2 separate regions of the Mus musculus genome follow, and region 2 is linked to region 1. The links are chromatin loops, found by intact Hi-C in ENCODE. Cell type or tissue: heart. All regions are shown on one strand. Each heading gives the region's core, and the rest is flanking DNA. Links, peaks and the distances in the headings are about the cores only.

What was found. Peaks named below come from ENCODE experiments on the same cell type or tissue, not always from the same donor. Only the 100,000 strongest peaks of a DNase experiment are listed, where the experiment ranks them.
Region 2: a loop joins it to region 1, with 4 times the contacts of the local background. A loop is called at or near these places in 4 of 42 quality-filtered maps.

The regions. Positions count from the first base shown.
Region 1 is chr4:118,285,391-118,301,030 of GRCm38, reverse strand. Ptprf (protein tyrosine phosphatase, receptor type, F) reads left to right here and starts at 9,634. Exons shown (of 33, transcript NM_011213.2): 1 at 9,634-9,851. In heart, for the core only: no CTCF peak of the experiment used is centred there; DNase peaks (open chromatin) are centred at 7,920 and 9,600; H3K4me3 peaks cover 3,029 bases; H3K27ac peaks cover 2,887 bases; H3K27me3 peaks cover 147 bases.
Region 2 is chr4:118,137,966-118,153,605 of GRCm38, reverse strand. Kdm4a (lysine (K)-specific demethylase 4A) reads left to right here. Exons shown (of 22, transcript NM_001161823.1): 12 at 296-416; 13 at 4,740-4,921; 14 at 6,404-6,608; 15 at 6,971-7,047; 16 at 7,470-7,525; 17 at 9,125-9,233; 18 at 9,522-9,707; 19 at 11,053-11,223; 20 at 14,617-14,736; 21 at 15,029-15,121; 22 at 15,236-15,640. The coding sequence ends at 15,376. Among named protein-coding and RNA genes, the nearest start is that of St3gal3, 11 kb to the right of the region's middle. In heart, for the core only: a CTCF peak has its summit at 5,837 (motif pointing left); DNase peaks (open chromatin) are centred at 3,135, 5,815 and 9,125; H3K27ac peaks cover 505 bases.

The DNA.
Region 1 (15,640 bases), core at 5,066-13,065:
CATTGAAAAGAAAGCCCTATACAGTGAGCCCACGCCCACTCGAAGCTCAGGGAATGGAGCGCTCTTCCCTACTAGAAAGCTCTGTGAAAAGCGGTTCCGGGGCTGGTGAGATGGCTCAGTGGGTAAGAGCACCCGACTGCTCTTCCGAAGGTCCGAAGTTCAAATCCCAGCAACCACATGGTGGCTCACAACCATCCGTAATGAGATCTGACTCCCTCTTCTGGAGTGTCTGAAAACAGCTCAGTGTACTTATATACAATAAAAAAAAAAAAAAAAAAAAAAAAAAAAAAAAAGCGGTTCCAATCCCAGTATTACTCAGTTTTTAGATCTACCCTGCAGATATGACTCGGAAAAGTGATTGGGAAAATGGAAGGGCTCTGGGGAAGAAAGGATATTTTGTATTTTGTTCTGCTGTTGTTTGATACAGCGTCTTACTCTATAGACATGCTGGCATATATATATATATATATATATAAACACACACACACACACACATATATATACATACATACATACATATATGTGTGTGTGTATGTATATATACATATATACATATATACATATATATATATATATATATATATATATATATATATATATATATATATATATATATATCCCATGATGGCCTCACAATTGTGGCAATCCTCCTGCCTCAGGCTCTCAAGTGCTAAGAGTTCAGGTCTGAGCTACCTGAGCTGGGAAAGAGATTTCTGAAAACAAAAAAATTCTCTGTTGTGGGGATGGGGAGGATTGAAGGACTATAGGTAAGAGGATGGGCAGGAAGGCTGAGATAGCTCTGCAGCAAAGGGGCCCTGAGGACCTTGGTTCAATCCCTGGAACCTACAGGGTAGGTGGTCGAGCGTCTGTCTGGTGGAAGGAGAGGCGACTCCAGAAGAGATTCTATCCCCAGTAAGTTGTCCTCTGGCTTCTACAAGTACACGTAGGCACATGCATATCTCTCTCCAATCAAACACATTCATACATTTAAATTTTAAAAGTCTTTAATAAAAAGAAGCCAGGAGTCTATAACTAGCTTTTACCCCAGCCCCTCTTATGGTTTTAAGACAGAGGTTTGCTATACCATTGAGACTGGTCTCCAGTTTGTGACAATCCTCCAGTCTTAGCCCCAAATGCTGGTATCAGGTGTGAGTCACCATAGCCAGCCTCGTTTGACTTGAAATTCTTTTCTTTTTGGTCTTTGGAAAGCTCTGGTTATAACCCTGATGCCATATTCTGTCTTCATCATGAGTTGTCTTTCAAGTTACATTATCAGGGTCCAGAGTGTAGCTCAGTTGGCATGGGGTTTCCTTAGCATTCAGGAATCCTCAGTACCACATAAAACCATAATTTCTGTACTCTAAAGTGGAGGGATGGAAGGTCAGAAGTTCAAGGCTAGCATGAGTTACATGAGACCCCTCCCAAAACCAATCAATTAATTAGTAAAAGAAAATGTGCACTTATTTTCTTTAAAGGGAGTCATCTGTGATCGCTCATGCTCTGGTCTCCGGTCTTGGAGAGGATAAAGGTGATGTGGTGAAGGGGAGGGGCTGCTAGGGCTCAGGGAAGGGAACAGTATTTTCTGTAGATGGAACATCGTCAAGTTCCAGGTGCTGGGCCACATCAAGAGGTAATTCCTGCAGAGCTTAGGGTATATATATATATACATACATATACATACATATATATACACATAAACATATAATTTAATATATATAATAATATATATCATTTAATTTTTATTTTATGTGCATTGGTGTTTTGCCTGCATATGTCTGTGTGAGGGTGTCAGGTCTCCTGGAACTGGAGTTTCCGACAGTTGTGAGCTGCCATGTGGGTGCTGGGAATTGAACCTGGCTCCCTAGAAGAGCAGCCAGTGCTCTATCCACCCAGCCATCTCCCAGCCCAGCTTAGGCTATTTATACCATGGCAAATGAGTTCCTGACCGCGCAGCTCAAGAAGAAAAGCAGACTGGTTCTCCTTCAGTGATGAGAGCACTACGAAGATAAATGGCTGTCTAACTTTTGATCTTTTCCAAAAGTTCCCACCCTCAGTAGCATGCTCGATGCTATTGTCTAGACTTCCTTCTGCGTGGCTTGGACTGTTCACAACTTCCATGTGAAGCAACAAAGATAACACCCGAATTCTGTTACTCCTGTTTTATATAAAATAAATTCATAAGTACTTAAAAGAAAGAGTCTATTTCCCTGTTTAAGTTAGCCAAAACTCACATATATTGGGGAGAGTTTTTTCTTTGTGTGTGTGAGTATGTGTATGTGTGTGTGTGTGCCTCTTCACACATACTGAGGTCAGAGGACACCTTTTGGGAATCAGTTCTCTTGTACTCTGGTCACCAGACTAGCATGACAAGTGCTTTTACTGTCTCAGCTGCCCCATATGAAAATTTAAAGTGTAATTTATAATGAATATACTCCAATCATAAGCCAAACCTTTTTGGCAGGGATCAGCTCTCTTGAAGCTGGTCAGCACCTAGACACTGATGTCTCATTCCCCTACCCTGAGCCTAGCAGCTCCCTCCTGCCCCACCCCCATCGCCTTTATCCTCCTCAAGACCCTCCCCAGAGCCTACGTTTTGATCTGGCTCATTTGTTTATTTGCTTGCTTGTTTGAGCCGGGGTCTCATTATGCAGCCAGGTTGGCTTCGAACTCATGATCTTCTTGCTCCACTTCTGAGGGTGCCACCATGTCAGTGTACCTGAAGCCCTTTTGAAAAAAAAAGAGGGAGGGAGGGAGGGAGGGAGGGGAGGGAGAGAGAGAGAGAGAGAGAAAGAGAGAGAGAGAGACTCTGAAACTCAATAAATCTTGGTTGAGTGAAGGGACTGTGTGAGCCAGATGGCAGGAGCCTGAAGCGAGCAGGGCTTTTCCTTGAGGCTGCAGGAATAATGATCTGGGAGTGGCTTTGGGAGCAGGAAGGCTCTGCCTGGACTCTGCTCTGTGATTGTGGAATGGCAGCCCCCTACCCCCACCCCCTGGGACAGTTGCTGCTTCCTTGGTTAGGCAGGAACTGGAGGGAAGCTTATCTGTAGGGGCCTGAGAGTTTAAGGCATAAGGAAGGGAAAGTAGAGTTAGACAAGCGTAGGGCATGTGCCAGAGGAGGCCGACAGGGGTGAAGGCTGAGCTTCCGGTGGAGGGTAGTCAGGGTTATCCAGTATAGGAGACCCGGTGAGATGAGCTTGTAAAACGCTTCTCCAAGCCGATGCTATTAGAAGCTTGATTATGCTAATTCTAAAACCATCAAATAGCTTCTAAGCTCTAGAACCTAGGGTGTGCTCTGATTAAGTGCTTTACAAACACGATTTTGTGTCCCGCTTCCAATTCTGCTGTTTTATCCCCTTTCACAAAGAGGAAAGGAAGGCGTTAGCGAGGGGAAGTGATCTGGGCTGTGGGTGTTACTCAGACCTAGGTCAGCAGCTCTTTAAATGTCAGGCTCCCCTTGAGCCGCTGCTCTGTGCTCACTGAGTCTTGGGGGTGGAGGGTAGGATGGCATGGCAGTGGATGGAGAGTCCCTGAGAGCTGGAGCATCCAGCATCGAGTTTCTGTGCAGCTTCTGGAGGCCCCTCCTGACATCTGAATTCCTTCACCTGTGTTGCCTGGTACTCTCTTAGGTTCTGCTCCACTTTCCACAAAAGACCAGGAGCCTGCCTGCGGGGTGATGCTTGTCGTCCAGTGGAGAAATACTGACCTTACATGTACTCCTGGCTGTGGGGTATGGCCCCCTGTGTACATCTCTGGTATTCCAGTCTCCAGAGAAGCTAGGTGTTCTCTCTCCCCTTCTCTCTGCTGCATGCACTTATTCCACTAGCTCATTCCTTCAAAAACAAAACCAAACCAGTGTCTCTTGGTTGCTTTAGCACAGACGGGAGACGTCAGGAAGGCTCATTCAGAGCTGGGCTTTTGCCATCCACACATGATGAAGAGGTGGGAGGTAAAGGAGCGAGGAGGACTGACGAGAGCATCACGAAGTGTTAGGCTTTAGGACCTAAATCAGCCGTGGAGGAGAAGGGAGGGAGGGAGGGAGGGAGAGAGGGAGGGAGGAAGGAAAAGAGGTGGTGCATCGGGAGAGTACAGGGTCACTCGCAGAGGGACCTGATGTAACAGTGAGGTGCAGCAGGGACCAGGCCCAGTGTGTGCTGTTAAGAGGGGGCTTGCAGCTCGGGTGGTGGAGTGCTCTGTCAGGATGAATGAAACTTGGAGTCTGAGCCCCCAAACCGCATACACTGATGATCATTGTGGTACTGGCCTGTGACCCTAGCATTCGGAAGGCAGGAGCAGAAGGAGAAGTTGCAGGTTGGCCTCAGTTGTAGAGAGAGTTTGTGGGCAACGTGAAACCCAGGAAAAGACAGAAAGATGGGGGGGGGACTGAGATGAGGAGAGGGAGGGAGAGGGAGGGGAAAGGGAGAGGAGGGAGAGGGAAAGGAAGCGGGAGGGAGAGGGAGAGATTGATTCACACTTCTTATAAGAGATGGACAGCAAGGTCAAAGAACTGTGTAACGGGAATAAAAGTAACTCAAGGTAGAGCGGGAAGCAGACGGAGCTACTGGGACACCCACCAGGCTAGACATGACACGGAGGTACAGCCATCGGGCATCATTACAGGAACTGGGGAACCCATATAATGCCAAGTCAGCACTGGTGAGATGCGAGGTGGAGGCAGGGGAATCCCCCACAGCTTAGAATGCAGCTAATGTGGCATAGAGGTGAACAACAAGAGACTGTCACAAACAAGGCAAGGACAGACACTCGAGGTTGCCCTCTGGTTCCCATACGCTCACCTGCATTCCCGTCCACACATATGATGCACACACACACACACACACACACACACACACACACACACACACACACACACACTTTGTACACACAGAAAGTGATTCAGAAGAGGAAGTTAGTGATCATCCAAACCTGACCCGCAGCAGACCTAGAAGTGAACAAGAGGAAGAGTGAAGAAGGTTGCCCGGAGAGAGTGAAGAAGAGCTGAAGTCTCTCCCACTGTGGAGGGGGGTGTGCCCGAGGGGGGTGTGGGCCTGAGGGATGGGGGCGGGGGAGTTCTGTTCAGGGCAGGAGAGGCTTGAGCGTGACAGAACAGGAAGTGGCAAAGAGGAAGCAACGAATGGGGAAAGGAGAGCAAAGCCTTGAAGAAGTCAGAGCATCTGCTGGACAGCAACCTCCAGTCCCTTAGAAACCACGGGGATGGGCAGGAAGGAGCAGGTGTGGGTGGCTTCACTTGGCGATAAGGACATTAGGGAGTCCTGCTAGGGTGAAGTCATCATTAGCTTGTTCCATTGAGAAATCAGCTCCTGTATCATGCTCCACCACAGTGACTCACTGGCAAGGAAGCAGAGACATTAGCCAGGCTTTTGTGTTCAAGGGACTCAGCCTTTCTCTCCCATCTGTACCGGGAGGAAGGCGAACTGGTGATTGTGTCTTCTGAGCTCTTCTTGACGTACGTCCGTCAGAGGCATGCGGGAGGGCAGGTAAACAGCACTGTCTACCCCACCACCTTGGAAAGCAGCTGTCGGTGGCTGGGGGGGTGGGCAGGGGGAACCACGCCAAGGACTAAAGGCTGAAGCTTTGTGAAGGGTGGAGCTGCCTAGAAAGAGCCTGGGATGAAGGGGGAATGAGGATGGGAAAGTGAGGCCTTGGAGAAGTGGACAGTGCATAGTGGGATACCCCATTACAGTGATGGCCACTGTTCGAGTATCTGTTTAAAGCTCTCCCTGAAAGGCTCAGGAGCACAGACGGACCAACTTTGGGGCTGTGCAAAGCCCCAGAATTCTTGCACTTTCAGCAAGGGGAGGGTAAAGGCAGCTGTGAGGGATAACAGAACTGCTGCTGACCTGGTGGGGTGGGGACTCAGGCTGAAATGTAATTCGATTTCAACCAGCTAAGAGATGTACTGACGTCATGAACTTGAGGGGCATCCAGTGGGCCCAGGATCTGGACAAAGGGTGAATAGAGAGTGGGAACTGACATCTGGCGCTTCCCTCACCCTGCACCCTGGGGCTGGGACACAGCAGACACAGCACTGCTGCCAGGAGACATCACTTGGCCTTCACATATGAGCACAAGGACATGCCTCCCCTCCAGGCCTCGGAGCAGGGCAGCAGGGGCAGGTCTGCATGGACCCTGTGCTCAGAGTTTGACAATCTGGTCTGAGACTTGGCTTTATTTCTTCATATGCCATCTAGTCCCCCCCCCCAAGACTGTTCTCTCATCCTGTGGCCTCAGGGCCTGAGCCTCTGTTTCATTCCCCTGAGTTTGTGGGCAGCCAGGTGCTATACATTCTGAAATTAGACCATAGGGGTCCCAGTGTTCTTCTGCCCAGCCTTCATATGTACTATACCAAATAGGGGCCAAAAAGTAGGTGAGAGATGGGACAGAGACCAATAGTTTGAGAGCCTGAGATGGCTGTGGTGGCCCCAGAATGTAGGTCTGAGTGACCCAAAGCAGAAGCCTAGCTAGTTTAGCAGTGAGTGGGTCTGCCGCCTTCAGCCAGGGGGCGGGGGTGGGGCGGGGCTTCAGCCCTCCTACCTGTGAGTATCACAGCCACTAAACTGGGCAGAGGTACAGGACCACCAAATAAACCTCACATTACTGACATTCAGGGTGGTGAGCAGAAAAGACAGGTGGGCTTCTCTATTCATAAATGCCAAGACCACCGAAGATTGCAGGGTGACTGCCTAAGCCCTGGTGAGGGAAACTTTCTTGACCTGGTCATTCACATCTGGTGGCTCCTTGTGAACAGAAGGGAAAAATATCTTCACTGTTTTTTTAAATTAATTAATTAAATGTATATGAGTACCTTGTAGCTATCTTCAGACACACCAGAAGAGGGCATCGGATTCCATTATAGTTGGTTGTGAGCCACCATGTGGTTGCTGGGAATTGAACTCAGGACCCCTGAAAGAGCAGTCAGTGCTCTTAACCGCTGAGCCCTCTCTCCAGCCCTTCACTGTTTTAATAAATACATTCCAGTCACCTGCTGAGTGTTGGCGCCCTTGTTGGCCACTGGAACAAGGCAGTGGATGAAGCAGACACATCCCTCCTGTCCTTAGAGTCTTAGATGAGGGAAACACAAAGATGTAGATGTGGTGACAACTCAAGGGGACGTAACTCACGAACCCAGCCCAAGTGTGGCTTTCTGGAAGAAGCCAATGTCCCTCAGCAAGTATGAACTCTCTCCAGGTTCAGTAAGTTGAAGGGTGAGTTATCATATAACTATGTACAAGAACATTTAAAAATTGAGTTTGGCTTTGGTTGGGCTAATGTGGAGGTCAGAATTAACCAGTCTCTCCTCATCCCATCTGTGTCTCTGTCTCCTTCACGAAGTTTGCAGGACTGACGACCAATTGGGCAGGAGATCTATATTTCTGGTCCAGTGACTGAGTTTCTTGCCTGAGATGAATGGGGATAGACCTGAGACAGGAATTCTATTTATCTGAGGGACAGCTGAGACATAGCATAGAGAAGGGGCTTAGTCCAAGGAGCTGGAGCTCACACGGGGGCCAAGGGGTGGAAAGAGGCAGGAGAAGGAAAGACCTAGTATTGAGCCGTGGAAATGAAGAGACGACGCGGCCAAGTAATTGGAGAACCCGTGGTCATGGAGGGCAGGCTAGGCCGGTAAAGCCAGGGGAAAGAGCTGTTTCCAGAAGTCAGCGAAAAGGAGGTCGAAAATTATATGTTTTTAAACTGGGGAACTAAACAGTCAGAGTTCTGAAAAACAGACAAAATATATTTAAAGATGGATAAAAAAAAATTGCAGCAGCTCTCCCACAGCACAACAAAATTACCCGTGGGTGAAAAACCACTGCCTTAGGAGTATTCATTTTGATCTATTTGTCATCTGGGCCGAAGTGCCCAGATTCTCGGAAGCCAGGCCTATTGCCTTATCGTACACCAGGGGGCGCACGCGTACTGCTTGTGAATGCAGCTCCAAGACAAAAGCTGCCCTGTGATTTAGGTGTTCCCCTGAACTTGATCCTCAACCCAGATCCCTAAACCTAGCAGGTAACCATTGAGAACCCAGGAGCCTCAATAGTCCCCAGATCTTGTTTTTATTTCTCATCTGATTTTAAATTCTCAGAAAAATCGGAGAGATGCTATGCAGAGACCAGAGCCTTCACAAAGGATCTCACCTGATCCAGGCTGTAGAGGCCAGAAGGGTCTCACCTCTTGTCTTAATGGTGAAGCCTCGTGGTGTGGGATTGGGAACAGAAAATGGCTGGCGTGACCTTGATGACTTTCTAAGTGATAGTTTCACGTGAGGAGCCTGAAGGCTTTGATGCCAAGGCTGGCTCTTGTTTGGAGATCACCAAGTCCCTATAATCACAGCTTGGAATATAAATCTTCAAGCAGGTTATTGGTTTAGTCCCTAGCACTGCACACACTGGACACGGTGGCACGTGCATTTGAATTTGACATGAGGTCAGTGAAGTTCAAATGCAAGTGGATGGTTTCAGGGTGGTGTGGCTGTGGACAAGGAGTCTGGAATTCAATGCTAAGGCGTATACTGAACAGATCTTGAGACCGGGGATCATTCATATCTGCTAGAATTAGTGTAGATGTTGGGATATTGGTTAGCCTCTGGGTGGGGTTGACCTCAGATCAGAGCACAGGGGAAGAGCGGTGTAGAGATAAAGGTCCGTGTGGAGTTTCTGTAAAGCCAGTCCCATCTCAGGTTGCACAATTATTAGAGTTGGATCAGATTATTATACTAAAAGATCACCAAGATGGGAGAGGTATTGAGATCAGTGTCTGTATTAGGGTGTGTTCCCCAACTCCTCTGGTGACCCAGTTCCAATTTTTCTATTGGAATTGAGAGTTTCAGCGTTGGAGTGTTCAGCAATCAAGAGCAGAGGACTTGGGTCTGGTTCCCGGCACCCACACTGGGTTCCTCACACCCTCCTGTAACACCACACGGTGAATATGCATATACAAGCACACACACACACTGGCGTACACACACAAATACATATATAAATAAAAATCTTCTTTAAAAATCAAGAATCCCAGCAGGGAAATGTTCTTGTCTGGGATAGAAATAAAGCAGAGACTAGAACACATGAAAGCACTGGGCTCCGGTGTGAGGCAGCTGCCTTAGCATAGTATTTTCTTCTGTATAAGGGTCTCAATATCTATACCGGACTCCATTCAGACCAAGGGTTGGGGCTGCTATCAATATCAAACTTAGGCCAGGTAGAAGAAATGAAGCCATTTAGTGTTCGAATCTGTAATTGGAGTCCATACACTATAGGCGTTCAGTTAAAAAAAAAATTACTACTTTTTCTGATTGCTAGGCAAATTTTAGGGTCTGGACTCAACATTAGGTTTAAAGGTGGTTCTGGGTTGGATTGGCGGCAGGGGACCCTAGAGAAGTATTACGTACATGTGAGGATTTGGGAGGGTCTGGACTTTTGTGTCTAAGTTTGGTTCTATCCACGCTCGTTCCTGAGGTTTAAGCTCAATTTTGATGTTCCAGGCGGTTTAGACTTGGGGTTGGTCTGCAGCCTCGTTGGGCCTACAGCTCCACTCCTCTACAAGCGAGAGTGCACGAGGGGAGGGGCGGCGCCGGGGACGCGCACGGCAGGGGCAGGGACGCGGGCGCGGGCGGGCGGGCGCGCGCGGCTGGAGCTGGCGCGGGAGCGGTGGCGGCGGCGGCGGCAGAGGCGGCGGCTCCGGCTCCAGCTCCGGCTCCGGCTCCGGCTCCTGCTCGGGCGGCGGTGGAGGTGGCGGTGGCGGGAGCGGGCGACGGCGGCGGCAGCGGCGGACTGAGAACGGCGGCCTCAGCGGCTCGAGGGGGGACATGCAGACCGACGGCCCCCGGAGAGGCGGTGAGTGACCCCCCGAGCCCCCTTCGGGCCCCTCGATGCGCGGCCCTTCCGCGCCATCCCCACCCTGCCCCCGCGTCCGTGGAGCTGAGCCGGGGGCGGGCCCGGGGGCGCCCGGAGGCCGGGCCGCGCCCCCACCTGCCGCGCCCGCGATCTCGTCCGAGCCCCCGCCGCACCTGAGCCGCAGCCCGCACCCCCCGTGCAAAGTTTCCCCGCGCCGGTGGGCGCCCGGTTCCCCATCCGCCGCGGTCGCGCTCCGGGGGCGGCCTTCAGCCTCCCCCGCCGGCCCCGGGCGGGTCCAGGCCGCCTCCCCCGTCCCACGGCGCCCCCTCCCCGCCGGCGGAAGAGCCGCAGCCGACGCCGGGTCTCGCGGGCAACCGGGCGCACGTGCGGCCCCGGGACGAGCGGGGCGTGAGTTGCGAGCCCCCCTTCCCTGGTCTCCGTACGGAGCGCGGCCCGGGGAGGGGCCGGCCGGGCGGTCCCAACCCCCACCTCGAGCGGCGCCCTCGAGGCCCCAGAGCGGCTCGTCCCGGGAGGACGGGTGCGCTCGGACCCGCTCCGAAAGTTCACTCAGTCGCCTCCCGGCGTCCCGCCCCGTCCCGTCCCGTTCGGGTGTGCCTGGTCCCCAGTCTCTGCGCCCGGGTTTTCGTCTCGGCGCCTTTCTCGGTTTCCCTAGGTGTCTCCGGCTCCCTGTGTCGCTCACTGCCTCCCGATCTTCCTCCCTGCGGTCTCAGCTTGTCCAGCCGTGGGTTTCTCTCCCTTTCCAGTCTCTGTTTCTCTCCCCGAGTATCGGGTTCTTTCTCCCTGGTCTTCCTGTCCTCTTTCCCCAGGTCTCCGTGTTCCCTTTCTTCAGGTCTCCCTGTTCCCTCTCCCAGGTTTCCATGTTCCCTCTCCCCGAGTCTCCGTGTTCCTTCTCCCCGGGTCTCCCTGTTCCCTCTCCCCGGGCCTCTGTGCCTCCATGTCTCTGTAGCTCCCTCCTTAGGTGTCTCTCTGCTTGGTGTCTCTGAATCCCCCTCTGTCAGGCCCCCTCCCCCACGTCTCCGGAATGCGGCCCCTCTGGTTCTTCTTACCCCGGGAGGGGGAGGGGCTAGCCCTTCTCCCCATTTCTCCCCCTCCCTCTGCAGGGCCCCTGAGTTGGAGCAGGTGGGGTGGGAGCTCTACCTGCCAGTAGCTGTGGAATGGGAGGGAGGACCACCCTGAGAGCAGCCAGGGCCGGCCTGGGGATGCTGGATAACCAAGGGCTGTTGTTGAGGAAGACTCCACTTGTGCTGCTGAAGGGCCCAGGGTGGCATCCTGAGTGACCCGGTGCTGGCTCTGGCCTGGGAATACGGGGAAGTATTTTCTGGTTGGTAGGCCTGGGGAAGGAAGGACAGTCAGTGGTAGTTCCTGGATGAAGGGCCCAGTCTGGGATCCTCTGGGAGGTACCAGGAACCTGATAGGATCCAGGGGAGAGGTCTGACAGGAAATCGGGGGCCGGGCAGGGGGGGGGTATTCTGTTTTGGCTCCGTTTTAACTCTTGCTTCAGGGAGCGTGAAAATCCCTGTTTTTACAGATTATGTGGATATGCCTAGGGCTCCAACGACTCTTTAAGAACAAGCCTTCACTCTCAGCTAGGGCTCAGGCCACATACCCCATAGGCCCCACCTTCCCACCTGCCTTCTGGGTCTCAGCTCACCCTCCATTCTGCCAGTGCACTTCACAGTCCCTGGAAGGAGGAGCCCTCCTGCAGAAACCCGCTGTGCTTGCACACAGGGCACACCTGTCTGTGCGTGCGCCCTGCACACTCAGCCTCAGGCCTTGCTGCACACATGCTTTCTTGCACTTTCTAATACAGTTCCTTCATGGTTTTGTTTCCCTTGAGTCACCATGGTCCTCTTCCCTTCCTCTAATGGGGACAGTTTTAATAGGATCCTTCTCTTCTCGCAGCCGCATCCCCTTCCCTCTGTCCAGGCCCATGTGTTTAGGGCTATGGGAAGAGGACTTTAGTTCTGGGTGCCAGAGAAGCAGTTTGCTGGGGGTGGGGTGAGGTGAACTGCAGCAAGGCTAGGCTGGCTGGAAACCTTGCCTTGTGAGTTGTATTGATGTGTAGCAAGATACTGTTCCCGGTGCTTTGTGCTGTCTCTATACTTCTTCCCAGTCACCTGTACTAGAGTCAGTTTGAGGACCTCAGTGGGAGGAGGTAGCCCCCAGCCTGAACAACCTCTGCGCTCCAGCGTGACAGGGCAAGATCTCTTTGCGGGTCTTAGGTTCAGTCCCCTGTAGAAAGATAATCGAGACTAGGGTGGGCCTCAGGGCTGCTATGAGAAGCCGAGAGAACTGTGCAGCTGTGGGAGTGAGCAGGCACTTCGTGGGGAAGGAAAAGAGAGTCAGTAACCTGTTATTGATTGCTGTCTGTGTGCCAGGCACAGGCCTAGGCACTTTGGGCCTGGCAGTCTTGCTTCCTGTGGGACTAGCAGCTGTGTAGAAAGGGAAGCCTCTCTTAGCAGCTGCTGAGGTGGGTGACAAAATCAACTGTCACTCCAAGCCCAAGCGAGAGGATTGGAGCAGTTCCTGTGTGACAGGGCAGAGTTGCAGGTTCAGTGTGAGACGAGTCTCAGAGACTACGGATGGGCTCTCTGAAGTGGGCTTTGACAGATCAGTAGGAGTTTGCCAGCTGAAAAAGAGAAAGGATGCTTTGGATGGAGGGAAGGGAATTAATATCAGCAGCATTGAAAATAATGCAGTGGCAGGCCTTACCTTGCAGGCTGGAGGCCCTGGATTCAGTTCCCGGCACTGCACAATTAATTAATTAGTTAATTAAAAAGTTTAGATGGTATGAGTAAAGATGGAGAGATGTTATCTTTTGTGGTGTGTTCGGAGACATAGCAGCTCACGGAACCTTGGATGTTCTGTGAGGTACTTGTACAAGACTTCTGAAACCCCAGAGGGGAGAGGCTAGGAACTTAAGGCTTGGGTGGAGACCGTGGGTCATGCTACAGCCGATTTCTTTCCTAGAAGATGGTTCTGGGCTATGGAAAGTTCTGGGTGGAGATGGTATTCCAAGTGAGAAAGAAGGATGGCGCCTGCAGAAAGTCAGGTGAGAGAAAGCTAGTTTGACAGGGAGGAGCAGCAGGCCATGGAGAAAGCACATTTGACAGGACAGGGTGGTGGGTGGGATGTGGAGGGAGGGAGGAGCCCAGGCTTTGCTGAAGTCCCTGAAGTAGGGCCTGGGGAGGAAAGGCAAAGGCCAGGTGGATGTTGAGCTCAGGCCCCGTGGGTTGTCTTTGAAGCACTTGAGTTTTGGTGAAGGTGCAGCTCCTACAACAGGATTTGGTCTGAAGATAATGTCTAAGCCAAAGAAGGACATCCGGAGTTCATGAGGGCTAGGAGTGACTTCTCTCAAGCAAGACAGCTGTCAGTAGTGGCCAGGAGCCCACATTATTAACAGCTGGAGTTCGACTTGACCTTGAACAACTTGCTAGCCATCTCTGAACCTCATGTCTCAAACGAGCATGAGAAAACTGCATGCCCCGTCGGGTTGTTAGGCAGATTAAAGGTAAGCACGGGGTGTTTGGGCCAGGGCCTCACGCCCTGTATGGGCTGCTCAGTGGTAGCAGTTGTTTTGATGTTTCTTCTGAAAATAAACTCTTCCATCAGAATCCATCACTAAGTCACAGAGTTGTCTTTGGAAGCGCACACTGTCCAGACAAAGGCATCTGCATGGCTGCCCTGGGCTGGGGCTTTACAGGTGGGGTGCTCAACCAGGCAGGGGTTGTCCCCCAGCCTCATGGTCACTGATGGGACTGTGTTTTGTACCAGTGTATGTGACCTACAGGGCACAGGCAGGTGTGAGAAGGCTGGAGGTGGGGCCCTGGAGAAGAGAGTTCTTGAGGTGGATGGAGAGGGTTCTGAGGAAGGGCAGTTTCTGTGGTGGTCTAATGCCTTCTTCCTCCTAAGATTCTTTGTTCTGCTTTTGCCTCCAGGGTCCAGATGCACCAAATCTCTGTCTCTGGGTCTCTGGGTCTGAGAGCTCAAGTTTATTTCCTTGGCTGTGTATTATCTGCCGTTTTCTGGGGACTGTTTGTGGTGCGGCCCCAGGCCTGCCTGGAGGTTGCTTCAGTCCCTGTCTGTGCTCTGGGTTTCTACTTGTTTCTGGTCCCACTGGTGGGCCGGGTTTCAGTCTGGCTGGCAGGTGACGCAAAGCCCAAGCGAGGCCAGCCAGGTTGATGCAAGGGCCTTCCTTCTACGCGATCTCGCTCAAACTGATCCCTAAGCCTGGCCGGAGACCTTTCTGGGTTGAACGCGATTCCTCACTGAAGTCCTATCCAGTTAGACCCAGTCTGTCTTCCAGACGCCTATGCCGGTTTGTTCTCTGGGTAGCTGCCCATCCTGACTGTTCTAGGCTTTGTCCCCTTGTGGGTTTAGAGTAGTTCTGTGGACTGCTGGTGGTGACTTGATAGTCTGGGTTGGGCCTCTTTGATCCTGGACTGGTGTGGTCCAGAGCACTGTTCTAGAATACTGCCTTGGGCTGTTCTGTGTTCCCTGGGGTCTTAGTAGCCTTGAGGTCCTGTGTGTTTCAGAGACCTGCCTCATGGCTCCTGCTTTAGGTAGGGCCTGTCCCTGTCATCAGGCAGGAGGTATGGTGCTGCTGGCAGGGGCGTGTCACCATGCGGTGCCTTGAACACTACTCCTCTGCCTGGGTTCCTGAGCAACGGTGGTGCTAACAGCCCCACAGCAAGCATTGTGACACTGGGCAGGCATCTCCAGACAAACGGGCCTTTGAGTTTGCAACTCAGGAGCTGGTTTCTCTGGCCAGACCTGCTTGGCAGCCTGCTGCCAGAGCAGTGGCCACTGGGAATGTTGTGGAGAAATGCAGTAGACTGGGGGAGTAGGAAGTCCATACTGACATGCTAAGGCCTAGGGCCTATGGTTCTGGTCTGGCAAGGGGTGGATGGGTCGGTAGAGGCTGGGTTGGTGAGATCTGAGTGAGGCAGTGTCTTTTAACCTAAGAAGACTCCCTAACTTTCCAAAGGTGACCAGTCTAAAGTGAGGACAAAGGCTAGAGAGAGTTCAGCAGTTAAGAGCACTGGCTGCTCTTGCAGATGCCCGGGGTTTTGGTTCCTAGCACCTACATGGTGGCTCACGACCTTCCATAACTCCAGTTCCAGGAGATCTAATGCCCTCTTCTGAACTTGAGCCCCCTCATACATGTACAGAGATGGTACACATATGTAATACAAGCAAAACACTCATACACATCAAATAAATCTTTTTTAAAAAGGTGAAAGCAAGGACAGGTGTGTGTGGAGGTTGTTAGTCTGTGGACGGTGAGGAGCATCAGTCCTGGGTCGGTGAAGAGCCAGGTGGCAGGACTGGGAGTGTGGGGTGAGGCTGCAGGATGCTCCCCGTGGGTACCAGTGGAGTAGCTGAGCTACTGATGAGGTGATAAGGGGGTGACTGAGCCCTGCCCCACCAGGGCCGTGCGCAGTGCTAGTGAGACCTCAGTAATAGTTTTAGAAGGAAGGGGCGGGGCTCGGATGCGCCGTGCGTGCCAGCCGAGGAGGCATCCAGGGGCACACCTTCATTTTAGAAATTACAGAGAAGCAGAAAGTCAAAAATAAATATTGCTCCTGAAGCTTCTTTGAAGGCTGCTGTGTGTGCTGGGGCGTGTCCTCCAGGCTGGGCTGTTTCCTGTGAATTCACCATCTCACCATGCATTGACGGAGCTCCTACTATGTGCTGGGTTCCCGCTGGGCACTGGGGGTAGTGAGTTGAGCCAGGCAAGTGTGCCCCATGTGTCTAATGAGCTTATT
Region 2 (15,640 bases), core at 2,540-10,539, 140 kb after region 1:
AGATGGTTGTGAGCTGCCGGGTGGGTGTCAGGAAGAGCAGCTTAACCACTGAGCCATCCATCTCTCCAGCCCCCAAATTGACCTTTTGTTCATTTCTACATTATTTGTTCCCTGGGCCCCTCTTCTCCCCTCAGCTCTCCTGCCTTCCCTCCCTTCCTCCTGTTTCTGAGACTTTGTATCCCACACGTGGCCCTTCAAGCCTTTGTCCTCTAAGCTCAGCCTCCCGAGAGAGGGGAGGCTCTCGGGTGTTTGCCCTGCGGTGTCATCACCTGCTGATCGGCCCTGCTTTGCTCAGGTTGCAGATGAGTACATGCTTTCCCTGGAGGAGAATAAGAAGACCAAGGGTCGCCGCCAGCCCTTGAGCAAGCTCCCACGCCACCACCCACTCGTGCTGCAGGAGTGCGGCAGCGATGACGGTAAGTCGTCTCCTCTCTTCACTAGACGGAAAGCGGGTCCCCACAGCGAGCCTTGCCCTCACCGGGCGTCAGAGGTCAGGGGTGGGCGTGGGCCCAGGGCCCAGGACAGTTCAGAGCTGGTGGGCTGTGTGATTGTACGCAGCCTCTTTCTTTTCTCTTCCTAGGAGGTACAAGGTTGGTTTTTCAGGATAGTAAGTTGCGTCAGTGATACCAAGCTCTGTGCATGCACAGCTGGCTAAGATATGTGCCTGCCCTCAAGGTGCCCACCGAGGAGTGGGGTTGCCAGCTAAAGGGATGTAAAGAAAGGAGCCCTATCCAAGCTGAGGGGACAGCAGGAATGAGACGGGGAATGGGGGTGCAGGCAGGGGAGCTGCCGGGCAGTGCTGCCTAGCTCAAGCTGGAGGACACCGCTGCCGCCTGAACTGAGCTGAGGGGCAAGGCAGGCGTGGGGCTGGCCGTCCACAGCTCCTCTCACGAGCCTACTGAGGCTGTCCTCACACGCAATAGGGAACCGTGGAGGTGTGTTTGAAGAAGGGGAGCACCACAGTGGGGTTGGCATTGGAAGGACTGCTCCCAGACACCACTGGGCCCGGATGCTGGTGGGGTGGGAGAAGCGGAAGTAGTGAAGACGGCGCCAGCCGGATTGGGCAGCAGTCTGCAGAGCTGGAAGGGTAGACCACAGGGAAGAAGATGAGTTGATGGCCTCATCTTTGTGTCCTAAGGCTTTTGGCTTCAGAAACCCAAGGTTACTGTGGATAGAGAAAATTGATGTGGGAAGACATCGATGTGGAGGAGTATTTTTAAATGAAAGGGTCTCACTCATCAAGAATGCCTAGAAGCTTGAGCAGGGGCTGGAGGTGGGACAGAGGAGCAGAAGAGCCTGGGGAGGAGACAGAAAGGGGAACTAAGAGATCTGTGCAAGAAGAACTAGGAAGTGTAGCTTCGAAGCGCATCTTGACAACAGCAGGGAGTGGTCATCTCAGTTGCCTGGAGCAGCAGGCTGGTGCTGGCAGGCCTCCCAGGTACTGGCTCGTGCATGCTTGTGGAACCAGAGCCACTTGGACTGCTGACTCTCCAGTGCGGAGCCCCTCTCCTCCTCTCCTCTCCTGTGACATGCTGTCACAGCTCATCTCTCAGTTTTCCTCTTAGAAAGTATGGGACAGCCTGGGCACAGGGACAGCCTACAGGCCCTGGGATCAGAAGTGGCCAGACTCTGAGTCTTGTCCCAGCTGTCCCTCTGAGTCTGTGCTCAGAGAGCTTCTGCCTCTTGTATGATTTCTTCCCTTGATGCTTTAAAACGACCCAGGTTAGCCAGGCAGGTGTGCCACACGCCTTTAATCCTAGCACTTGGGAGGCAGAGGCAGGCAGATTTCTGAGTTCCAGGCCAGCCTGGTCTACAGAGTGAGTTATTTTTTTTTTTTTAAGATTTATTTATTTATTTTATGTAATGTATATGAGTACACTGTAGCTGTACAAATGGTTGTGAGCCTTCATGTGGTTGTTGGGAATTGAATTCTTTAGGACCTCTGCTCGCTCCGGTCAACTCCACTCTCTCAGTCCCTGACTGCTCCGGCCCAAAGATTTATTTATTATTATACATAAGTACACTGTAGCTGACTTCAAACGCACCAGAGGAGGGGTCATACGGGTGGTTGTGAGCTAGTTCTTAGACAGCCAAGATTACACAGAATAAAAAACCCTGTTTCAAAAAGGCAAAAACTAACCAATCAGACAAAAAGACACAGACCGTAGGGAAAAAAAGTTTCCAAGAGGCAAAAGAAAAATTATCCAAAGAGGAGTTTGTGAATACTGAGAGCACACACTTCCAGCCCAGGTGTGAATTGTTGTCTGAGTATGTCTTTTTGGAATTATGTAACTGATGTCATCTGTCTCTACTTTTTGTGATAAGCAGTGTTCAGTCATGGCAAAGTGAAAGGAGACTCTGTGTGGTCCCCCCCATGTGTTCATTGCTATCAGAACTTTTACTGTGAGTTTGTCTGCTTTCTTTCTGCTGGTACATTATGGACACAGGGTATAGTATAGCCCAGGCTGTGGTATAGCCCAGGCTGTGGTATAGCCCAGGCTCGCCTTGAGCTCCTCCTGATCTTCTTCCCTCCGCTTTCAGGTGCTGCTCTGGCAGCTTCGGCTTCTCCTGGACACCTGCTGTGTCCCTGAGAGGAGGATGTGGTTATCTGGTCTCTTCACTGTTCTCATTTATTTTTGAGACAGGGTTTCTCGGTTTAGCCCTGGCTGTCCTGGAACTCTGTAGACCAGGCTGGCTTTGAACTCAGATCCACCTGCCTCTGTCTCCCAAGTGCGTGCTGGCTCGCGCTCTCTCTCTCTCTCCCTCTCTCTCTCTGTCTGTCTGTCTGTCTCTCTCTCCTCTCTCTTTTTCTGGCTTTTTAAAAAGGCATTTTTATCTGAATAACAACATTTTCAGTGCGATGCACACGTCTTGACTATAAGGCTCCGTGAAGCTTTACATATGTAAACTGTTAGAATTCTGATCTCTGCAATTTTCACTTAACACAGTGGAAGTCTCCCCTTGGCATTCAGTGTTCACATATGTCATGGTTTGGGCCACTTTTGGCTTCGTGAGTAGAGCAGATGTCAGTATGTGAAGACGGGTCTATGAGCTTGTCTATTTCTGTCCCTGCTGTACTATCTTGGTCCCTCATGTTGGGGTCAGGCACTCTGGGCTCTTAGAGGCTGTCTGGCTCGTTCACACTGACCTCCTTACGCTACAGTGGCCCTTCACAGGGGCTGGCTGTGCACAGTGGCAGCTGCCAGGTCCCTGTAGATGAAACCTGACTATGGTAGGTGGAGGAAGAAATGGCTTCTCTGCATTATGCTAGAGTTGCCTAGAGCGAGCATGTGGGCACCTACAATAGGTGTGCCCACCACAGCTTACGCTAGGCTTCTTTGCAGAGACCTCGGGCCTCTGGGGGAAGGAGTGTTTTTATCGTAGCCAGTAGCACTGCAGTGGTTTGCAAATCCACAGTCCCCTGGGCAGTAGCCTCATGGCGATGCCTGATGGGCGCACTGTCAAAGCCAATTTCCTGTCAGCCACTGAATGCATGGCCAGAGGGATAGACAACAGGGGCTTCTCATCTCCACATGCAACAGCACTTCCTACAGGCTTGCGCCTCCTCATCTGTTTATTGCATCAATCTGTCCCGACGTTTGCTCCTGCTTCTATCAGAGTTCTCTCCAGCGTTCAAAATTGTTAAGGTTCTGCCCTGCTCCTTGACCTTGTGTGTGCCAGGAACTAGTGGGCTTTGCACCTTTCTTGCTTTGTGAGAATAGTTCCACTGTGTTCCACTCTGCAGTGAGTCTCACTCTTGTGGAAAGATGAACCCAGAGGAGGATTTTTCCTTGGTCGTGGTTAAGGGTGCCTGAGTTGTGAGGCCTGCTGCTGCTGCCCAGCACACTGAAGAGAGATGAGGAGTCTATGGCCCGGGGCTCTGAGGAAGGCCAGCAAGTTGCTGGTTGAGGCTTTATAATACTTGATGCTCTTCAGGATCAGCATTTTCCTCCCTCTCTCCCAGTCTTTGAACATGCAGTAGCCAGTTTTATTTCCTGGCTACTGGATTATGCCTGTGAGTTCTCCACTCACAAGCTCCTGGTTGACATAGACATTTAGTGGCCAGGAAGAAGATTCATCTCCTGAGATCCTGGGATGCCTCCCCCCCCCCCCCCCGGCGCCCCCCACCAGGCAGATTGTTCTTCCCCCACGACCTGGACTTTCCAGAGTGAGCGGGGAAAGTCCTGACCAAGGGCCATGATGTAACACCTTTCATCCTTACTAGTCCTGTCTTGGCCTGTTTCCCCAGGACAACTGAAGGGAAAGCCCAGAGGAGAACGGACTTGACTCGCTGGCATTTTGGAGGCAGCAAACCGCATAGTTCCTGACTGTCTGCTGCTTTATTCTGCTGCCCACAGAGGGCAGAGGGTTGAATGTGGCAGCTGTTACAGGGGACAGAGTGGGATGAGCACCCAGAACATGAGGAAGAATAGAGACCTTGAGCCAGTCTGACAACAGAAAGCAGTTGCGACAGCCACCCTAGTCCCCCATGTCCCCGTTCACATCCCAGCTAAGTCTCCCGGGCTAGTCCCCCATGTCCCCACTCACATCCCAGTTAAGTCACCCTGGCCTAAAAGGAGTCTGTTGGTAATTGTTTGGCCTTTGCCTTTTATCATCCTCTGGAATCCTGAGTTTAGTCCTAACCTGGAGCCAGGGCCACTGGCTGAACTCCTCCGCACTGTAGGCAGACCTCCTGTGTGCAGGCTGGTGCTAACTCACACTTCTGTTTCCTCCTCTAGAGACTTCTGAGCAGCTGACCCCCGAGGAGGAGGCTGAGGAGACAGAGGCTTGGGCCAAGCCTCTGAGCCAGCTGTGGCAGAACCGACCCCCGAACTTTGAGGCTGAAAAGGAATTCAATGAGATCATGGCCCAACAGGCCCCTCACTGTGCTGTGTGTATGATCTTCCAGACCTACCATCAGGTGAGCGTGCTTTGCTGCCGCCAGATATCCTGGGCCAGCAATTGGAGGAAGCGGGGTTTAATTGTGGGTGCGAGGTTTGTCACTGCTTGTCTTAGGAGGCCTTTCCCCTAGTATCCTCGTTCTGTTAATGCTCGCGTGGCTATGCCAGGCAGATAACACTTAAGAATGCTTTGATCTGGTGACCCTTGTTTGTGACACAGATCTCGATGTTTGCAGAGCATGTTTCTTCTTATCTTTCTGGACCAGGGCTCTTTCTTCTCGATCCTATGCAGTCCTGATCAATTAGGGTACAAGAATGCAGTTTCTTTCCCATTTGACATTAGCCTTGGGCCAGGAGCCCGGTCTTCTCATGCCATTTTCTTTTTTCCCCTCCTCATTGTCATAGTGAGTGCTGCCTGAGCAGAAGGCAGCTGGGGCCAGGGAGGCGGGAGGGCAGAGGCTCTGCCACAGTGAAGGCTGGGCTCAACTGTGGGCTTCCCATGCCGGTCCACTGATGACCTCACAGTGTGGATCGCTTTGGGTCGAGCTCCAGAAGGTCAGACAGGAATTCACAGCAGTCAGGTGCCGAGTAACCAACTCAGGCTCAAATGGGTCCTACGCCGTGTGGCAGTAGGTAGGCAGTTTCCCTATGGCAGTTAAAGTGGCCCAGCTGCCCTGAGCTTGGCAGGGCCCAGGCTCATGCATGCAGAAGGATGGCATCTAGACCCACATGCTGGATCAACAGCTACTTCTTTGTATTAACTGGCAGCAAAGCAGAGAACTGTTTGTGCCGTGTTTGTGAGGGACGTGACTGCCTGATTGTTACTGTCAGCAGCTCTCTTAGGTGGGGGCCAGAGTTTCTTGAATGGCATAGGCTCAGAGGGTGACGCGCTTCCCGGCTCTGTCCTTGGAATAAGGATCATGGTGCCATCCAGCGGCAGAGCCAGAGGATATTTGTAGTGACTATAGTTTGCCAAGAGGACTATGAAACATAATGTTCTTTCTAGAGAGCCCTCAAGCCAGGAATCACAGGTGGGGACCCAGCCATGTGACAGTGCCACAGTTCAGGTGACCTGCTGACGTGGCCCGGCAGAGGCAGTCAGCGCTGGTCCGTTAGGAGCACGGACTCTGGGTGCTGTCCCCGAGTGGGGCTGCCATGTGGCATAGCACCTGGGGGACAGGCAGTGCCTGGCTGCTGGTGTCTCTGTGAATTTTATTATCACTTGGTTTGGGAAGACTCAAGTCCCAGGTGCCTCTTACTTGTTCCCTTTTCTCAGTTGTCCCCCAGGGCCCTTTGTTTGATGCTGCTGTGAGAAATTGAATTTGAGTCATTAGAGGTAACTTCAATTAGTAGCTTCAGGATAATGGCTGTGCACCCGGGAGCTATAGCTGCAGTCATACCCGTAAGAGGCCCAGCTTTCTGCTGATGGAGCAGGTGGAGGGCTAGGAGCACAGCCGCGTGCTCACCACCCTGCCCCCGTTCGTTCTCCGCCGTTCACTTAGGTGGAATTTGGAGCCTTCAGTCAGAGCTGTGGGGATGCTTCAGAGCCGGCTGCCCAGACTCAGAGGACCAAGCCACTGATCCCCGAAATGTGCTTTACCACCACTGGCTGCAGCACAGACATCAATCTGTCCACCCCGTACCTAGAGGAGGATGGCACCAGCATGCTAGTGTCCTGCAAGAAGTGCAGTGTCCGGGTCCACGCCAGTGAGTACCTCTCACCTCCTCTCACGGGAGCTAGAAGTTGTCACCGAATGGCCTTCCCAGTCTCCTGCTGCAAAAGATGCTTATGTCTTCTTGGGAAGTTGGTGGCTGGTGGATGAGTTGCCTTGTGGCTCCAGCATCCATCCCAGTGCCTGTCAACTTGGGGTCTCTAGATACATACTAGGGAGCTGTACCAGTGAATCCACAGTTTCTGACTTTCCTGGGTCTCCGGGCCACACTGTATGGTTGAGCCCTGGGGACTCTGGGATTTCTGTATGATTTACTGTCTTTGGGAGAGCACTGTGCATCTGCATTCTAACGGCAGCCTCTGGGTTGGGTTGCATTTGCTCTCCTGCTGTCCTTAGGTTGCTATGGCGTCCCTCCTGCCAAGGCTTCTGAAGAATGGATGTGCTCTCGATGTTCAGCCAATGCCCTGGAGGAAGTGAGTAGCCCCATGCTTTTCCCATCGTCTTCAGAGATCGGGGTGGCTTTGGGGCTAGCCTCTTTCCATGCTGGACACAATTTATGTCCAGAGCAGCTGGCTTAGGATTTGGTACTCGGAGATGTCAGAGCCAGTGGATCTGAGAGCTGTGAGGGCAGATCAGGTAGCTGTCCCTGGAGCAGCCATCACTCCCTTTGAAGAATTCGACTCTTGGTTTGGAGTCTCAGAATGGGGCTCAAGTGGTTCATTCTGTAGTTCTAATTATGCACTAAGGCCTGTCTCCTTCAGGGGAGTCCCGACTGCAGGGCATGTACCTGAAGGCCTACCTGCCACTACACTGCTCTTGTCCACAGGAAGTCTCAGGAGGGCAGACTGTATGTAGTGAGTTGTTGGTGACTGTGTTCCTTCTGCTTTCCGGACAGGACTGCTGCTTATGCTCGTTGCGTGGAGGGGCCCTGCAGAGAGCCAATGACGACAGGTGAGTTCTCTGGGAAGTTTGACGCCCAGGCCCAGTTCTGAGCATGTGCAGTGCTTCGAGGGCAGGAGCTGCTCCGGAGGGGTGGTGAGGACTCGGGCAGCCCATGGCACGGAGCTGGAATAGAATGAGCAAGACTGGCCTAGGCTGCCTGTCTCACTTCACCTTTTCCTCAGAGGCAAGACGTAAGCAGTGTCCTTCTTTGAGAGATGACAGTCCTGAGAAAATGACACAGGCATTTTGTGGTCTGGAAGTGAGGACACTGACCTGGTTACAATTGCCTGCCTGCCTTCCTTTTTAAAGAAAAAAAACAATGCACTTATTTTATGTGTGTGGCTGTTTTGCCTGCATTGCATCTCTGGGCATCCTGTGCACAGGTTTCCACAGAGGCCAGACGAAGACTTTGGGTCTCCTGGGTCTAGAGATACAAACGGTTGTCAGTCACTCTGTGGGTCCTGGGAATTGAACCCAGATGCCCTGGAAGAGCAGCCAGTGCTCTCAACCTTTGAGTTAGCTCTCTGGTCCTGATTCTTTCTTTCAAGACAAGGTCTCCTGAAATGTCCTGTGTAGTCCCTGCTGGCATCTAACTGTTGATCCTCCTGCCTCAGCCTCCCACAGACTGGGATTATAGATAATACAGTGCCAAGCACTTTCCACAGTTAACTGCCTGGCTAGACCTGCTGGTGGAGATCAGGCAGATGTCCTTAGGGGAACCTGTTGGGTACCGGGGAGAGCTTAGGCAGGCCACCCACTGTTAGAGCTATAGAAGTTTCTGGGCTTCTCAGCCTCCGTACACGTAATTCTCATTGAGTTATACCCTTGTGCTGTCTCAGGTCTACCTCCTCTGAGGAGGAAACACAAGCTGTTGAGGGCTTGCTCTGTAGAGAGTAGCACAGCACATGTGGGCTGACAGCAGCCGGCAGTGGATGGCCTGTCTCTGAATAAAACCCCACGGGTGTCCAGCCTCCCACCCTGGCAGGATCCCCATACTGCTCGAGGTGGATGGCTGTGTGGCTGTCCGCTCGTGGTGGATGGCTGTGTGGCTATCCTCACTCCTTTACTGAAACACGGCTGTTACCAGTGGTCACTGTAATTCTCCCAGGGCAGGTAGAGCCTGGCTGGTAACTTTTTTTGTTGAAGTGGAAATGGCTCTGCTTGAACCTCTCATCTTTGCCCTTTAACCTTTGATCCATGTTCTGCCCTCTAAGGCCAGACCTGTTCCCATCCCCAATAACAGCCCAACCAATAGTGCAGACTTTTGATTCCATGGCTCCTATAGGTTTTCATATCGAGCTGGGGCTGAACCCCGGGCCTTGTGCAATTGACACATCAGTGGAACCCCAACATTCCAACTTTGGGCATGTCTGTTTCCCAAAAGGTGTCTGGGAGGGAAAAGCCCACCACTCTCGGTCAGGCGCTTTGCCAGAGCAAGGAGGTGGTGTAAGCGGGTTGCCCCTGCACTGGCCTCGGGCAGTGTGTGCACAGTACTACATATGGTGGTAAATGACGCTTTCCATCGGTCATGCTGGGTGATAGAGGAAGTTTGGTCAGTAGGCCCCTGGGGCTATAAAAACGGGTGACTGAAACTTCCTCTTTTGGCAGATGGGTTCATGTTTCATGTGCAGTGGCAATTCTAGAAGCAAGGTTTGTCAACATTGCTGAAAGAAGTCCAGTGGATGTGAGCAAAATCCCTCTGCCCCGCTTCAAACTGGTAAGCCAGAGTGGGCTTGGGATTTGCATAGCTTCCCCGCTGATGAATCTGGGGAGCTGAGTGCGTTTCAGCTTAGCTTTGGTCAGTCTCATTCCCCTCGTGAGGCTGAATTGCCTCATGGGAACTTTACATTGGACATAGGAGTAGAGCAGTCCCTAGGTGCTCCCACGTATTGGGGGAGGGGGGAGTTGGCTTTTGATGGCTTGGCTTTATGCATTTCGGAGGGAAAACAAGAAGAGATGGATGGCCATTCCACGGAATCGTGTGCTCTCTCTCTCTCCTGTGCAGAAGTGTGTTTTTTGTAAGAAGCGGAGAAAACGGAATGCTGGCTGCTGTGTGCAGTGCTCCCATGGCCGCTGCCCCACTGCCTTCCATGTGAGCTGTGCCCAGGCTGCTGGGGTGATGATGCAACCCGACGACTGGCCCTTTGTTGTCTTCATCACGTGCTTCCGTCACAAGATTCCCAATCTGGAGGTAAGAGGGCACCATAATAGAGTCCTCTTGACAGGTTTCAGGGTCATTTTCTCTGCATGTTGCCAAGTTATTACATCAGCACATATCCTTGATGGAAAATGTTAATGAGTTAGCAATTAACATATGGCTCAGCCTGACCCACTTCTTGCCTTGGCCTTCACAGTTCAGTGGCACTGACAAACCATGGCTTGGTTCTTTGGTTTACCTGTTCCCTTGCTTAAGTCTCCTGAGCATCTTCACCCAAGAGCCTGGTATGTCAGAGCCGTTCTGTAAGTGGTGAGAGCTGAACCCTCTGACAGTTGGACATTTTCTGCCACATAGGAGGGCGGTGACATGTGCAGGACATGTGGAGTTCTGGAGGAGCCTGGGGGGGGGGGGCTGCCCCAAGGAAGTAGAGGGGAGTTAGAGTGTAATCATAGCTTCAGAAACAGAGGAGTATGTCTAATAAGAGTGAACATTCAGGGTGGTTCTGGGAATCTGGCAGGTAGTCATAAAAAGTGAGCAGTGCCCTGGGGAAGGCCCTGGCCCGCCGCATTTAAGGTCCCTTCTCTTTCTGAGTGAGGATAACTTGTGGAAGGCCAGGATTTCGAGTCATTTGTGTGCAGCTCTGCACATACATTGGAGTGTACGTGGGAAGCAGATCAGCTTTTGGGAGTCAGGTCTCTCCGTCTGCCTTGTGGGTGTAGTGTTTCTCGAATCCCCCACCCAGGCTAGCTGGCCACTTAGCTTCCAGGTGATTCTCCAGGTGACATCTCTCATCTTGAAACAGGCATGCTGTGACTTCACTGTGCCTGTCACAGTGACTGGCATTTGTTTTGTTTTGTTTTATTGAGATAGGGTCTGTAGTCCTGGTTTTCTTAGAACTCACTGTGCAGACCAGAGTATCTCAGTTCTTGTGCCCTTCTCCTGAGGATAGAGCTAATGCCCAAGTGGTTGGTTAGCGATGTTCAGGGTCTAGGGCCCAGGGCACCAGCTACCTATTGCGTCTCTATCCAGATGCTATGACACATACCTGAGGTGTACACATTAGAATGTATTATTTGGTTAGTTCCAGGGAAATCATGAAGGGAAGTGAGTTCATGGATTTTTGGATAAGATAGGCTGAGGCAGGACATTGCTGTAAATTGGAGAACAAAACAAAATAATCAAAGAAAAAGATAGTATCATCTAAGAACTAGTTGGCTTGGAGCTCAGAGCTCATGTGAGTGGCTTGTCGCTGGAATGTAGGTGTCTGGAAAGGCCTGTTCTGCCTTCCATTTGTCTCAGTCTTTCCTTTGCCACACTTATTTTCCCCGGCCCCATAGGGGACAGTGCGATCCAGGCTAACCCAGGCTGTTCCTTCTAGCGTGCTAAGGGAGCCTTGCTGAGCATCACGGCGGGCCAGAAGGTTATCAGCAAACACAAGAACGGGCGCTTCTACCAGTGTGAGGTGGTCAGACTCACCACCGAGACCTTCTACGAAGTCAACTTTGACGACGGCTCCTTCAGTGACAACCTTTATCCTGAGGACATAGTGGTAATGTCTGAAAGCGGCTTCTGGCAGCACTTTGGGTCTGGGACATCTTCTTGTTATTGCCGGCTGGATGACTGTGGTCTCTTTGCCTGCCCCTGGTCAGTTTCCAAACAGAAAGAGCCTTTATTCCCAGGTTCCCTTTCAAGGAAGAGTGGACATGCTGGGGCGCTCAGCTTCCCCGAGGAGTTCAGAGGAGTCAGTGTTCCCTGCAGTCCACTGAAATATGCTTATATCTCAGACCAAATTATTTCTAATAGCATCTAGTTCAGGATGCAAGCTCACACTCTGGAAGCAAACCGCTGCTGATACAGTTTCATTGCATTAAAGCTGTGGGATTCTTTTATTGTATTTTGTTTTTTCGAGACAGGGTTTCTCTGTGTAGCCCTGGCTGTCCTGGAACTCACTCTGTAGACCAGGCTGGCCTTGAACTCAGAGGTCCGCCTGCCTCTGTCTCCCAAGTGCTGGGATTAAAAGGTAAAGGCTTGTGCCACCACTGCCTGGCATGATTCTTTAAAAGAACGATCCAACCCTTGTTTCAGCCATGCCCTCTCAGGATGTGTTTGTAGTTTACTTTGGGTTCTTCACTGGTGATGGCTCTGGAGCTACAGAGAAACTACCTAAGAAAGCTTTATCAACACCTGAAACCCTAGAGCCTTACCTGGACCCGAGCCCAGCTTTCCTGGCTCGCTATTCAGAGCTTAGCTCAGGTTCCCCAGCCTTTGCCCTTCCTTTTCATGTGCTAGCCTATGCGCCCAACACAGAAGGGCAAAACCATTTTTTCCTTAGTGATTCTTCACGCATTTTTACTACATTAGCAACATCATTGCCAAAAGCATATTAATTAGTGTCTTAGTTACTCTCTGTTGCTCTGACAAAACAGTATGACCATGGCAACTTATAAAAGAAAGCACTTAATTTGGGGCCTATGGTTTCAGAGTCGATGGTGCAAAGACATTGCAGCAGGAACAGCTGAGAGTTCACATCTTGATCTCCAGGTTGGACATAGGGGCATGGGGTGGGCATGATGACACAGGTTCTCTCTCTCTCTCTCTGTGGGCATGATGACACAGGTTCTCTCTCTCTCTCTCTCTCTCTCACACACACACACACACACACACACACACACACGGTTAAGAGTGTTTTGAAGTCTCAGAGCCCTCCCCAAGGGTTACCTTCTCCATCAATGCTCTATCTCCTGATCCTCTCCACGCAATTCCACCAGGTAAGGACCAAGGAGCCTAGGGGCTATCCTCCTTCAAACCACCACAGTTAGTTACCAGGCAGAGTGTAACTGTGAAGGCGAGGGTGATCACTGGTAGTAGCACGGTCAGGGACTAGTAAGCGCTCAGCCAGACCTGGTGCTGTGCTGTAGGTCAGGATGTCTCGCTTATCACACATGCGCTGAGAAGTGTTGCTGGCTCTAACTCCAAACACTGCTCCTGTCTGAGTGCCTTTTGTTCTAAGAGACCGTGTATTTGTGAATGTTACCTATCAATAGTTATTCTACTAGAAATTAAAACTAAGATTAGCTATTATCTTAATACTATTTGATATGTGTGTGTGTGTGTGTGTGTGTCTGTGTCTGTGTCATATTGACATATTTCCCCAGTTTTATGAATCTTTTTCAGGTCAATTCTTCTTTCACTCTTGTTGTACATTGTTTCGATTAACATATAGGGCATGGTATAAGGCCTATGAATCCAGCTCATAAGAGATTAAGGCCAGGGTCTCTAGAGTTCAGATCTGGTCCTGACTACACAGTGAGCCTATGTCAAAGCCAGATAGATAGATAGATAGATAGATAGATAGATAGATAGATAGATAGATAGATAGATAGATAGAAAGAAATAAAAAAGTATGGAAAGAAAACCTGACATAGAATCGCAGTTGGGATGGAGGTAACATTTTACTTTTTGAGGCAGTGACTCACTGTGTAGCAATGGCTGCCTGGAACTCACAGAGGTCCGTCCCCCCTTCCCCGGTCCCCTGAGAACAACATTTTAGTAGCATTTCTGAGAGTTGAAATGAGTTCTTTTTGGAACTGGGCATTGGAACTAGGGCCTTAGCTGTTGTCTGTGGAGCTGCTGCCCGGTCCTTTCACGTTTTTAAGATATGAAATAGGATTTATCTATAGCTGAAGCAGGCCTTGAACTCCTGATCTTCCTGCCTCCTGACTGGTTGAGATTACAGTCCTATGTTACCAGGTCTTGTTACTGGGGTAATTTGATCTTTTAGCTTTTTGGGACAAGGCTTCATGTAGCTTGGAAAGGCCTTGAACTTGTGCATACTGGCAGCACAGGTGTGTGCTACTATGCCTGACCAAGCAGCAGTTTTTTTAAAATAGTCATAAACAACATGAAATCCAAAAGCCCATTGAGCCTTATGGAGACAGACATGACGTCCGTCCGCCCACCTCACGCTGAGGTGCGTCTCATCCGTGATTTGTTAGACTGTATGCTGGTCATTCAGAAAACACTGCCATCCTGGGCTGTGGAGATCTTTCCAAATGATGCTAGATTTTAATATAAATACATTTTTAAAAACCAAATTCACAGCTGGGCGTGGTAGTGCACGCCTTTAATCCCAGCACTTGAGAGGCAGAGGCAGGCGGATTTCTGAGTTCGAGGCCAGCCTGGTCTACAGAGTGAGTTCCAGGACATCCAGGGCTCTACAGAGAAACCCTATCTTGAAAAATCAATATATATATATATATATATATATATATATATATATATAGTCAGAAATATTAACATGATGAAAGGGCTAGTGGTTTGTTTGTGTTTTGTTCTTTCTTACTTTTTGTGGATCTGGGCACCAGGGCCGGAGTTATATCTCCTGGCATTGCTTTTGTCTGTTCACACGGCAGGTCACGCTGCTTAGCCAAAGTTGAGCTTCACCCAGCTCCTTCGCTGGTCTCCCGGGAGCCTCTGCTCTCAGCTAGATGGTCCCTTCCTTTTTTTTTACGATCTCTCTCTCTCTCTCTCTCTCTCAAATCTCTCTCTTTCTGTCTCTCTCTCTCTGTCTCCCTCCCTCCCTCCCTCTCTCAGAAGCACATGTCTTAGAGCACTCAAATGCAGTCCTACTGTTCCTCCATAGCAGAGCAGCTCAGCTGAGAGGACACAGGATGGTGGATTCGAGAGCCCACCCCTGTCTCTGTGTTTACTACATTTACTGAGTAATGGGGTTTTTGTTTTGTTTGCTTGCTCCCCCAGAGGCAGCAGGGCTTAGGGCAGATGAATAAGGCAGACCTTGTTTGACGGACCGTACCTTGGCTTTCAGCCCAGAGCTAGCTGCCTTTCCTGCAGTGCGTGGGCAGAAGTCCTTCCTGAGTCATTGGCACTTAGCACTGTGGTTGGGTGAGCTGCGCTTCACTCTCCTCCTCTGCTCTGTCCTCAGAGTCAGGACTGTCTCCAACTGGGGCCTCCTGCTGAAGGTGAAGTGGTTCAAGTCAGATGGACAGATGGCCAAGTCTATGGGGCTAAGTTTGTGGCCTCCCACCCCATCCAGATGTACCAGGTAGCCAAAGGTTCTTGAATGGGCGTTTGAGGGTGGGAGGGTACTTCATTAATTTAGTGTTTCCTCGGGCAAGAAGCTTGTCTTTGCTCTTGAAAGAACTTGCCGGTCACTTAGTGCCTTCACAGATCTGGGGTATCCACTTTGGTATTGTGCCTTCGGGCATGGCCGTCATTCCTTACATGGAAAGTCCTTACTACCGAGTTGCCCTCCTCTAGCTACAGGAAACTGCCACTGCGCGCAGGTCCCACAGGACTCTGGTACCCTAGCTAAAGGGCCTTTGCTTGCTTGTCAGGTGGAGTTTGAGGATGGCTCGCAGCTGGTGGTTAAGAGAGATGATGTATACACACTCGATGAAGAGCTTCCCAAGAGAGTCAAGTCTAGACTGGTGAGTGAGCTTTCTGTGCCCTGAGCATGTGTCCTGAACATGGCAGGCACATGCCCCTTTAGTGTTTGTTTGTGTGGCCACAAAGTGACAGTTTGCATGTCTTTCCCTTTGTAGTCGGTGGCTTCAGACATGCGCTTCAATGAGATTTTCACAGAGAAGGAAGTGAAGCAAGAAAAGAAGAGGCAACGGGTCATCAACTCGCGGTACCGGGAGGATTACATCGAGCCAGCGCTGTACCGGGCCATCATGGAGTAGATGCTTCCAGGATCTGAGAGGTTCCCAGCCATCAAGGCGAGAGCACTCTAGGGTTCCACAGCACAGCAGACACTTGGAACTCGAACTTGGAACTTCACTTCGAAAGTGAAGCTGTACACAGAAAAGGAATGACGTGTCCGACCTTTCACCTTCTCACTCCACCCTCGATGCATTCTGCCGGGAAAAGACAAGCCTATTGTGGGTGCTTGGCAGCAGCTGTCCGTCCTCAGCTGACGGGCCGACACTGGGATGCTGTGATTGCAT